Regions from separate parts of the Homo sapiens genome. Here region 1 is linked to region 2. Evidence: chromatin contacts called from ENCODE Hi-C data. All regions are on one chromosome and are shown on one strand. Each heading gives the region's core, a stretch centred on a gene start or an enhancer-like site at or near the end of the contact. The rest is flanking DNA. Distances are from core to core; before and after follow the strand shown.

Region 1 (6,092 bases), core at 204-2,703, 420 kb after region 2:
TTTGTACTCCTTATCTCAGAGATGAGATGTGATAATAAGAGGCAGAGAAATAAAAGTATGTTCCTGGCTTTTGGATTCAGAAGTTGCCCTTATGGGAAGGAAAAAACAAACAAATGTGGCATAGATAAAATATTTGGAAGAAAAGATAACAAGAGTAGAAAAGAGTTTCTTAGGGGGAGGAAGTGAATTCATGGGAAGGTACAGAGGGCAGAGATGTTTCTGGATCCTGTGTGCTACTTCACCCTGGGAAGGTGACACAATTGCAGATGTTTTTGTGAGACTTGGGAGCAGAAAAGACATGTTCTTTGCATCCTCAGTGAAGCCCCAGAGGAGAAATGGGTGCATAATGGGTCCCCACTGAAGAGAACGTAGGCAGATGTGCAAAGTTTCCCATGCCCCAGTGAGAAAGAAGCATGTCTCTTCATGCCCAAGAGCACATCAGAGAAATGGAGAGTGCTCCTGAATCCGAAAGGGTCACACAGACAAGAGTGAAGAATGTCTCAATAAATACCAGTGTGGAAGAATGATCTTGAGGACCACATCCTTCACTCTCTCTCCTTCCCCCCTCCCTTTCTGCACATCTTGCATCTCAGAAGCCCCCTCCCGGAAACTAGATACAACTCCAGGGGAAGGTGAGGTTGAAATCCACAAGTTCACTGAGATAAAGTTTCTGACAATGCAAAGAAAGGGAGGCTTGAAATCAAAATTAGTTTCTATTTCTTACATAAATGTCTGGACTAGAATTGTGTCCACTGCTCAGATCTTACTTATATTCAGGGATGACGTATCTCATGGAAGAACAGGGCTCAACGAGCCACTTAAATGTCTTCCTATCAAATGTTAAGGTTCTAGAAACCAAATGGTGGGTATATTATCCAACATATGCCGTGAAAGCAGAGCCAATCCTGGGGGAAAGCTTCTCTCCTAATGGTAAGGTGTCCATATCCTCTGCCCCAAGAACCAAGACAAGTGATCTGACAAGTGTGAAGACTGCTTTTCAACATGAAAAAGAGTTTTCTTAAACTCAAGCATGATATTGGCTCTACTTTGAATATCAGTTACGAAAATTCATAACGAGCTGAGGTATCTTCACTAACATTGCAAATTAATTTCTTGTATTCATCACAATGACATTTATGTGTATTTGAAAAGTAATCCATATGGATGAGCATATTTTTCATTCACTCTACAGACGGAACATGCACGCTGGTTTGCAGATCCCTTGCAGTGACTCTACAGCTCCCAGGAATCTGAGGTTCACAAGGTGAAACCTACCAGGCCAAACAATTTAAAATTGGTTTTGTTTTGAAAATCCAGTAAGTATGATGGCAATGTCTTGCAGAAATTCCTCTTTTAGTATTCCAGTCTGTGGGCTCTGGCAGAAGTAATAGTCTGCTGCAAACAGATCACTCTTTTTTGTTTGCAAAGTCTTCGTACCAGCTGAATCACAGCTTGCTTTTCACTTTTCGTAACACCTTGCAACATCGCAAAATATTTGCTGGAGTTTGTGAAGGGCGGCTGCAGAATTAGTAAACTGAAAGGAGGCCTTCCTTTACTCCCACCCCTGTCAGCACCTTCTGTTCTAGCAGACCGAAAGGCAGCTTGAGAACTCTGATTGCTTCTCTAGATTATGACAATTCTTGGCACCATCGCCCGGGGCAAGAATGGAAGCAAAGGAAACATTATGGAGTTTTGCAGGTGCCAGTACATAATATTGTCACTTTACAAAATTGAATTTATAAATGACTTCATGAAGGTGAGTTGCTATGGTAACCAGCCTTCTCAACTTTTATATCTGGAAGTAAGGATCATATGGCCCCTTCTGTTTGGGACTATGTATTCTGGGTTTAATGAATAACTACCCATCCTCTAACTTCTAGTTAACTAGGCTCATGGGATGCTAGACCAGGAAGCAACATTAGCAACCATCTCATTCCACCTCCTTCATTCATAGATGGGAACTGAGACACAGAGAAGTGGCACTACACAGCTAACGTGTGTCAGCCCTGAGCCTATGGTTTCTCACTTAGTTTTCTTTTTTTCACAATGAGTGATTTTTGCAAGCCAGTTTAGTTATATATTGTTATTTTTAAACATTTTAGATTGAGAGGGTCCATATGCATATTTGTTATATTGTGTGCTGATGGGGATTGGGCTTTATGTTAGTCAGGGTTCTCCAGAGGAATGTTTTCTTGCTTAGTTTTCTAGTGCTCTTTTCTTTCTGCCACACTGAATTTCTGAAGGGACGCACCCAGCTTCCACGAGTGGATAAGAGACATGGAACCACAGTTAGACACAGGGCCACTGTCACTTCTTACTGAGATGTTAAAACAAGTCCTGTCCATGTACTGGTGTGTGAAGTGTCTAATTTTCTCTATCAGAATTATTACAAATTCCACATGACAACAACTTCCACTGATTCAAAATGATGTATGGGGGGACAGTGTGGGGAGGTGGGGAATGACCTGAGGAAACGTGATCTAGTATTGTGGTTCCATAGTCTAGCATACATAGATTAGCAATCTGCAAAGAATTAGACTGTACCCGAATTGTAGTGAGCATAACGTAAACTTCCTTTAGTCACTCAAAAAAATATATCTTTGGTTTTTTAAAGTCTAGTTTCTTGAACAATAATTCCTGTTGCATAAATACATGAAAAGGTGCTTCGGATAACAGCTTTTCTTCCAGTTAAGAAATCACCAGGCCACAGAAGATTTAGCTATTAGGATTTTCCATAGATTCTTGGAGTGAAGAATGGCAGAAGCTTAAGAGTATTTAGTACATTCTTCTAAAAGCAAAACAAAATGCCAAATTAAAACTAAACAGTGAAATTAGAGTGTTCGTTCACTTTAAAGAGATATGAATACAAACACTGGATCCTCAACAGTCTTTAAACATTGCAGATCACCTGGATATCTTGTTAAAATGCAGATTCTGGTTCAGGAGGTCAGGGAAGAGACCCAAGATTCTGCATTGCTAACAAGCTGTCGGGTGGTGTCAATGCCGCTTGTCCTTGGTCTATACCTTGAGTAGAAAGGGACTAGTTAACTTGCTGTCTCCTTGAATGTGTTTTCTGTGAGGGTCAGCCCTGACCACCCCAGTCACAGGAATCTTTCTGGCCTCCGGATTCCTAGTGCTCATATTGTATATATCGTCCACAAGGTACTTAGGTACTGTTGTATATTGGTATGTCCCATATGTGCATGTCTTCTGTCCCCAACCAGATTGTAAGCCCATCTGTGTTTGCTCAGCCCTGTGTGTGCAACAGAGGTGCTGAATGAAGACCTATCGATGATTGATTGATACGTTAAAGATTATTTCCTCCTTCCTCAGAATGCTACACTTCGCTCATCAATGGAGCTCAAGATGTAAAAGTCTGGTTTAAGAGACATTGAATCTATTCTGCCTTTTATTATCCCTTTCTTATAAGTTGACTTTTAAGAAATCAATGACTGTGTGGAGAGTTCTAACTGGGTACGTAATAAAATAACCAACTGTGGGGGTGGGCAGGGGGCCCTATCGCACCAGGAAGCTTGTTTATTGGTTGCATTAGACCACTAAAGTGGAAGCACTGAGATATTCTGGAAAGAACACAGCTTGGGGGCCAACAGATCTGGGTTCAGAGCCTTACTGCATCACCTACAAGTTGTGTCTCTTTAGAAAATTTACTTAAAATTACTGGGAATTTATTTCATCATCTGTACAATGGGCTACTTTTTTCTGTGATTGTTGTAAGAATTGTAATAACTGTTAAATTGCCTAGCATGGTGCTCAGTACAAGATGTTACACTCTCGGCGGAATCACTTCCAAGTCAAATTGGAAATTGACTGTTAGCCACCCATCACTCTGGTTTGAGAAAGCTGGTGGGATAGTTTACATGCATGGCATTAGCGCCATCTAGTGGTGTGTTACTGCCTACGCTTCCTTACGGAATTCTCTCTTCCAGTACCTTTGAATGGCCACTTAATTTATTCATTTTATTCAACAAGCATTTATTGAATGCCTACTGTGTGCCAGACACTGATTTGGCAGCTGAAGCTACAACAGTGAACAAGATAGATCATGGTCCCTGCCTTTAGGGAGTTTGTGGTCAGGTGGGAAGATAGAAATAAAATAATTACTGAAATAAAATTTGAATTCAACTTATGAAAAGCACTATGAAAGAGTACAGTAGCCTGTGAGTTTATAATAAGGCTTCCCTAGGGAAGTGACATTAAAGGTAAGAAGCATAGAATCCAGTCAGGAGACCACATCAGGCAGGTAACAGCTGCCCAGCGGCACCTCCCTGGACACATTTACCCCATCAGGATCAGGAACCTGCCAGTCTGTCAGGAGCTCCCATCTTGAACTGAGGCCTGTTTCATCAATCATCTAATGTCTATCACATCCCACTCTGTGCAAGTCACTTTACGTACGCCACTGCGGACTTTCTCATGTTATCCTTTTACAGGCGATGTGCAATGAGGTTAAGTAACTTATACAAGGACATAAAACGGCATGTCAGAGTCAAGATTCACACCAGATCTTTCTGCTCACAGCGCCCATGCTCTTTCCTCTACTGAAGCTGTCTCCCAGATGCCAAGCCCAGATCTCTTTATTCTGCATTATGCTGCTTGCCTTGACAGAAAGGAAACCATTAGAAGTGCTTGGGGAGAACGAAAATGCAGAGGGAGGGCGGGAAAATTAAATAACAGCCCAGTGGGTCATGTGTGAAGGGCAGAGAGGAAACTGCTGACTTGGCTAGTTATGTTCTTCTGGTGTGATTTTAGGAAAGTAAACCCAAGAGATCCCTTTCATCAGGAAAGAGAGTATCCCTAATAATGTTGCTTATACTCTTGTGGTTTAAAATGTGTTGCAGCTGCTGCTAAATTGAAATGATTTGGGGGATCATTTGGAGAAGAGAGGTTATCCTCTGGAAATCTATAGGAAGTTGCAAGGATTAATAACCACTAAGGAGCAGAACATTGCTGGGTCAGAAAATAGCTGCAGGACTTAGAGGTTTTCTGCAACACAGGACTTTCAGCTTCAAAACTGGGACATTCTCATGGCAAACTATGGCGATTGGTCACCTGGCAGTGAGCCAGACTGGGAGGATCTGATGTACCCATGGAAGTTAGGCCGAAACACTTATTGAAATCTGGGGTCAATTTGAGGCCTTGGCCACAGACCAATGCAGAAAAGGTGGGCAAAGCGTGGTACAACGAGTACCTTGGTACTCAGTCCCTAGATTACCAACCTAGAGCACCTGCTGTAGGCCTTGCATGCAGAATTAGTTGGCCCCAGTTCTGAGGGAGGGCTCAGGCAGAGGACAAGAATGATCACAGAATCAGGCCACTCTGTGCTTCAGCTTCCTTATCTGCAAAATTGGATAAATAGCAGCACTTTGTGCCTAAAACTGCATGTGAGATCTGTTAGTTAATATGTGTAAAGTGCTCAGAATGGTGCCTGGTCCATATGAATATAGGAAGTATCACCATGGAATTCTCAGGAAGAGAAACAGGTGTGTGGCCCTGGCTGGATCATGTCTATGATAGCTCAGTTTTCCATCTGTAAAATGAAAATCAAAGTCCCTGCCAAAGCTTTCAGAAGAAACAGAACAAGACACAGTCAACAAGGAAAGAAGTCACAGATAGTAGGTAGGAACTTGTGCTCTGAAATCAAACCCCCTGGATTACATCCAGCTCTGCCTCTTAGATGTTCATTTATTTATCTGCCATACCCCAGCCACCACCGCAAGACCCAAGAAACCAGGGTTGAAATGCCAGGCACCAAAGCTGCTGCAGCCATCATCCAAACCCTCCACACAGACCAGTCACTGGCCCCAGTCACTGGCCCAAGGCAGGGTGGAGCATCCAGACAAGGTGGGGAATGGAATTTGCCCAATAATGGATGCCAATGATTTGAGGAAGACAGCAGCCAAGGGAGAAATGGAAATGCAAACCAGGTACAAACACCAATGGGCCCGGCGCTGTCCTGAGCACTTTATGCATTAGTTCATCTAGTTCTCCTGGCAGTCTTATGAAGTAGGCACTGTTATTCACCCCATTTTACAGATGAAGAGACTGGGGCGCACAGTGGCTATAACTTGCTC
Region 2 (6,352 bases), core at 1,969-4,468:
CATACACAGTATATGAGAGTGTGAATTGGGAAAGACTTCACTGAAGGCTAATTTGGAATATCTATGAAAATGTATAATTCACCTGCTCTTTGAGTAACCCCTCTTCTGGGGTTTTATACTACAGATAAACTCATGGAAGTATGCAGTATGTTTGAAGATACTCAGTGGAAAATAATACAAACGTCTCTCAGTACAGAACTTGCTAAACAAATGATACGTTCTTCCCACAGATTACTAGGTGCATCATTAAGAGTGGCTGTTCTGCACGTGCTCATGTTGAAAAGGGGACAAGATATCTTAATTCAGAAAAAAAAATGTTAATAGTATTTATAGTTATGAGTCTGCATGTGTGACAAATGAAGACAAGTCATTTGTAATGATCTGGCACCTACTGGATGGTCAATAGAAAGTTCTTAGCTACTGTTCCTAATGCAAGCTGTAAAACTAAACAATGATTATGATTCCAAATAAAAATGCATTGGATAATAAAGCTCACTTGGCTGCAGAGGTCATGCACATCGAACTTTACATTTTTCTGTGTGATTTACAACAGTTTTGCTGTTCTCATTGATCAACTTAATCATGATTAAATGTAATAAATTTGAACTTACAAAATAATGTAACAGTCTGCTGTCATATGTTTTGTATGTTTTGCCTATTGGACTTTTTTTTCAGAACAAGCTTTCTTTAAAAGTTATATAATTCTTTGGCTCAAAGAAAAAACCTAGAAAATAATATTCCCCACTGACCTGTACTTTCCTGACCCAGCAAGCCTTCAGCAGATTTGTCTTGGACTAGAATTCAAGACACCTGGGTGCCAGTCCTGGCTCGGCTACTCAGTAGGTGGGTGACCTTGAGCAAACCCTTCGGCCTCTCTTAGTTCTTCTTAGCTGTCGTATGGGATACAGCGCCTTTCCTATCTACCCTGTGGGACTACTGTGAAAAGCAAATGAGGCAACAGGTATATAAATTTGTAATCTGTGAAAGCATGCACATGAAAGAACTTTTATTTTGATAGCTAGAAGTATCCTCTCACAGGTTAAATATTTCTGGTCCTCCCAGCAGAGAGACACGCCTGGGTATTTATTCAGTAGACCTTGAGTGCCTTTCTGGACCAAGCAGGGACTGGTGAGGCAGAATTGAATATGATGCAGTCCCCGTTCTCAAAGAACTCACAGTTTGATAGGAGAGGCAATTACAGTAAAACGTGAGAAATACAATATAATGGTTATAGACAAAGACTGGTGGGACTCACAGGAGTCAAAATGTCTGACTAGAGAAGGCATCACTGACAAGTGACACCTGGATCGAGTCTTCAAGAACATGTGAGAATTTACCAGGCAGAGAATTGATTGATTGCTGGGTGGAACCCAGGCAGTGCCCCAACTGTGGAGCAATTTCTCACCCCTCTTTCTTTATCAAGTCTTACCTCTGCTGTGAGATAGCAGACCATCAGAAACTTGCTCTCAGCTACCTATCCTATTGGAAAATGTTTGAAAAAGATGTTAATGACAGGTTAGGTGTGTGCTTCCCTCCAGAATAGATGCATTTGGGTCCAGAGGGTGAGATGGTTCTCTATACACAGAAATACCAATAATTTTAGCTAAATAGATTTACTTTTAGGGAAAGTACCTAAGTAATTTTTTTTGAACCTCACTCTTTTACTCAAGTTAGAGTGCAGTGCTATGATCACAGCTCACTGCAGCCTTGACCTCCCGGGCTCAGGCAATCCTTGCACCTCAGCCTCCAGAATAGGCGGAACTACAGGTGTGCCACCACACCTGGCTTTTTTTTTTTTTTTTAATAGAGACAGGGTCTCATCATGTTTCCCAGGCTGGTCTCAAACTCCTGGGCTCAAGTGATCCTCCTGCCTAGGCCTCCCAAAGTGCTGGGATTACAAGTGTTAGCCACCATGCCTGGCCAATACCTAAGTAATTTCTATGGCCACCAGCTGGTACCAGATCATTACAAACATTACTTTTCTTCATTATCACAACAACCTTGTTTTTTTCTTATTATAGGTGGCAGAACATAGGACGAGAATCACCACCCAGCCAGTTATACCAGAGCCAGGATTCAAACTCAAGCCATGATCTTGCATATCCATTGACAAACTGGTTCTCATAACCGCCCTGGGAAATGAGCAGGAAAGGAATGTTATCCCCACTTAAGATGGGGAATCCGGGCATGGAAAGCTCTGCTGGGGACTCCCCGCTGGGCTTCCTGACTCCTACCCTGACTGAGGTTGTTACCTTGCAATGGAGGCCAAAGTCCTGACAGGCAGTGGGAAAGATATTTTGGGGTAGGGCTGTCTCCCTGGTGCTTGTCAGATCTCATCTTGTGAAACAATTGGTTCAAGTTCACTGGGCCCGGGTGCGCAGCCTTCCCTGGCTGGAGCTGGGACCCTGCTGTTCTGAAAAGCTATATGGAAGGAGATTTCTTTCCTTCTCTGATTATCCTCACCACTAGGTGGGATGGAAGCTGTCTACCAGAGTCTGCTGCAGGTTAACCCTTCCCCTGCCCTCATTCAAGGACATGACAGGGATGTTCCAGGTAAATGTGCCCCCTTGGCTTGAGACAGCACTTGTGGTAATGGAATAGCTTCCTCTGCTATGGCCTGCTTGTGTTAGTTCACTGAGAATGGACTCCCTGTGGGTTCGTAGAGTGCAACAATTGAAGAGCTTGAATAATGGTTAACCAGGATGAAGTCACATCCGAATATGCGTCATCTCACCACCTCCTTTGCTGCAGTCCGAAAACCCCACTGAGTCTTTGTTCTTTTTCCATCCGTCTGTCTCTCTTGGTATCTGTCTCTCTCTTTCTCATCACCCCTTCAGGGTATTGATGCTTATTGATACTGGATTTTCTTTCTCACTCCAGTTTTTCCTGTCTCTATCCACCTGTCTTTCTCCCTCCAGCTCTCCCTCACTCTCTCTCCCTCCCCTTTTCCTCCCTTCTAGTTCCCCATTTTGCTGGTCTCATTGTAGACCTGCATTCATTTACGATTCATTATTCTTACTGAAGAGATCCTTTGATCTTGTCTGTTAAAAAGTAAGTGAGTTGCACTCTATACACCAAGAAAAAACAAAATCATCTTTATTTAACTTTTTTTCTGGCCATGGGCCTGTGGCTGGGGCAAAAATAGGTCTCCCTGTTTCTGGCACACACACCAGCCTCCCCAAGCTGCAAGCCAGCCCAGTGGGCAGACACAGCTGCGAGGCAGGAATACTGTTACCCAACTCAGGGTGGTGCCAGAGCTCCGAGTGCCCAGGCAGGCCTCCCCGCCAAGGCAGGGATCGCTCTGAGGCCAGAGGAGGCCCAGGGGACAGAGTCAAGGCTCCTGCTCACCTGGCCCTGGGGCTGTGGCTGGTGCTGGTTAGCCACTTCCTCCCCTTCCCCAGCAGGGCAGCAGGAGGGTTCCACTGGAGCCCAGCCCTGTCTCAGCTTGACCCCTATACCTGGTGACATCCCGCAGCCTGGGTCAAGCTGTCAGGTTAGCACGCAGCCCAGTTAAATGCACTGGGCTAACATCTGGACTTAGAGTTATGTAATGTTTTTACCTCATAATATTGTAACCTAGTAGAGGACATTTTATGGAGTCTTTAGAGGTGACCAAACTGAGGCTCATGGAGGTTGAGTTATCCAGTTAGTCAGGGATGAAGCTGGTGCTCAGGACTCTGGAATTCCTTGCCCAGATGTTCCCAAACCAGGTTGCATGGGCTGCTCCCCCAGGCCTGTTTCTTAGGGTAAGTGGTAACAAGCATCCCCATCATCTCCAGTTTGGAGAGCAGCCATGGGGCAGTAGTTTGCTGGGGGGAGGGTGGAGCTTGGACATGTAAGCTGGAGTGTCCCCTGGCATGAGTGTGAGGTCCTCTGCAGGACAGGATGTTGCTGGGGACAGGAAGTAAAGGCGGGTGGGATGGAGGCTGGGGGCTGGGGACCTGCTTTTCCTGAACCACCACATTCAGGCATGGAACTCCCAGGAACCGAATGTTCTGAATTTCAACCTGGCCTTCCAGGTCATAATGAATGTGTATTTGCAAAATTAGAAGGATAGAATGTACTTTACTTAATGATTGTTAACTCAATAATTTTGAAATATTAAGATGTGAATTGGGCTATCACTAGACTTAGGGGCTCTGAGCCTCACAGATATTAGAACTGGGCCTGTGAAGCACCTTTTCACCTGTTGATTGGCTATTTGGTTTCCTCTTATGTGACACACCCCACAGCTGCTGTCCCAATTCCCCTTCAGATCCTCTCCTCTGGGGCCCGGGAGCTCCTCCTGACCACTGTCCTAACCCCAGGCTGGCTCTGCTCTATCCCCTTCTCCATTCTGCTGCCAGAGACATTCCTAAACGGCTCAGAAATTTTCTAAGTATCCCACTAGCCATGAACTAGAACTCCAGCTCCCAGCCTGCCCTTCAAGGCGTTGGTTCCTTATGGAGCTAACTGTAAAGACCAAGTTGCTTTCTGCAGTGAGTTGGGGAGGCCAGGTGAGGATGCACAGGGAAGTCAACCGTGTGGCTAGACCTAGTCAACACTGTGGCTAGGCAAAGGCCAGGAAGCGCCACCAAGAAAGAGCAAGGAGAAGAGCAGGGTCAGGGCTTGTGGAGACTGGGGTACAGATGAGGGGCTCAGAGGTAGGGCCACCCTGTTACCTCCTCAGCTCTGTGCTCTACTCTCACAGAAGGACACACAGCCCTCTGCTGCTCTCTTTGCTTTTTTCCTTCTACTCTCAACACCAGCCAGCTACCTGTCTTTTTCTATGTCTCCACTTACAATCCCCCAGGGGAAGGATCTATTGATCCAATTAGTGCCAATATTCCTTTGGGCCGAATGTTCTTGCCTGGCCGCAAAGGAAAACAGAGGTACCCAGGCTGACCTAATCAACTGAGAGCTAGGAGGTGGGGTCACGTGGTTTCTGAAGCTGGTCTTCTTGTTCTGGGGTGAATGGGCAGGTGTTCCAAGACCTGGCCTACCCCGTTCATCAGCCAGGCTCCAAGGCACCGTCCCCAGAGGTCCAGCTGCTGAGCCCACACAGTCTTTGCTTATGCCATTCCTCTCACCAGGTACACTTAGCTTTCAAGCTCAGATAAGTGCTGCCCCTCCTTCCCTTTCCCTCCCAGGAAGCCTTCCCTAAACCCCTCCAGCTAGAATGAACCCCTCACTCTGGGCCCGTGTTGCTAGTGCTTATAACCTTTTGTTAGCACTGATTTCCTTCTTTCTGTTATTATTATTATTGAGATGTAATCTCCCTCTGTTGCCCAGGCTGGAGTGCAGTGGCTCGATCTCAGCTCACTGCAACCTCCACCTCCCAGGTTCAGGTAATTCTCCTGCTTCAGCCTCCCAAGTAGCTGGGATTACAGGTACCCACCACTACGCCTGACTAATCTTTGAATTTTTAGTAGAGATGGGGTTTCACCGTTTTGGTCGGGCTAGTCTTGAATTCCTGACCTCATGTGATCCACCCGCCTCAGCCTCCTGAAAGTGCTGGGATTACAGGCGTGAACCACTGCACAGGGCCCCTTCTTTCTGTTATTATTGTGAGTTGTTACTGATCTATCTCCTTAATTGGGCTGTAAACATCATGGAAGTGGAGACTATTTTATACATCTTTGTATAGAGAGTCCAAGTGCCTAATACAGAGCCCTGCATAATAGGCTTTCAGTTCAATATTTTGTTAGATAAATGAATAAATGATCTGGAAAAATCAGCACAACAGATGATCCCAAAATTAATTCTCTATTTTCTTAGATGCATCTTTTAAATGTTTTAAACACTAATAACGGATTTTTAAATGCTGGGGGCTCAAATACTGCCCCTCCACCCCCATTTCACCCTGCACCAGCTCCTCCTCAGTCAGGTCTAGGGTCCTGCCTCTGTCCCAGTGGCCACCTGGCTGTGGGGGCAGGGTGGGCCACCCAGGAACCTGTGTGGTCAGGGCTCTGCATGGAGGGTCTGCCAGGGCAGCCTGGGATGTGGCTGGGCTGCTGCTGTGGACTGGGTGGGGTGGGAGGCGTGGACAGCTCCAGCGTGCTCTCCCTCACGTCCTTGAAGTTTGCCCATCCTCTGACTCAGCTCCAGCATCTCAATTCGTGGATGAATGCCCTGGTCCTAGACAGAGAGCCAATTCAGCCCAGCAGGGTTTCTGGAGGGCTCCCAGGAGGGGGAGTCCCGGAACATGGCCCGGGACAGTGAAGTTGGGGTGACGGCCAGTTCACTCCAGCTGCAGCCTAGGACACATTCCTCTCCATTCCCACCCCCACCTCACATTCTGCTGGAGCCCTCCATAGTGCCCAGCTCTACGGGTAAACAGGAGACTCAAATATACCTTGGGGGCTCAGCTGCT

Evidence for each region. A loop is a pair of places that touch in the nucleus more often than their neighbours do. Pooled maps may share reads with other maps.
Region 1: a map with no recorded cell type shows a loop between it and region 2 (16-fold over the local background). The contact joins two enhancer-like sites. A Hi-C loop is called at or near these places in 3 of 37 single-sample maps with no recorded cell type and 2 of 50 pooled maps.

What each region holds. Positions count from the first base shown.
Region 1 is chr2:46,646,823-46,652,914 of GRCh38, forward strand. It overlaps LOC105374584 (a long non-coding RNA gene), which reads left to right. Exons shown (of 2, transcript XR_940058.3): 2 at 1,193-6,092. Among named protein-coding and RNA genes, the nearest start is that of CRIPT, 33 kb to the left of the region's middle. Within about 2 kb of position 1,454, at least 2 of the 41 ENCODE cell types and tissues checked have a DNase peak (open chromatin) inside an H3K27ac peak, as active enhancers do.
Region 2 is chr2:46,227,018-46,233,369 of GRCh38, forward strand. No RefSeq gene overlaps it. Among named protein-coding and RNA genes, the nearest start is that of EPAS1, 67 kb to the right of the region's middle. RefSeq lists enhancers at 1,883-2,867, 3,443-3,532. Within about 2 kb of position 3,219, at least 12 of the 41 ENCODE cell types and tissues checked have a DNase peak (open chromatin) inside an H3K27ac peak, as active enhancers do.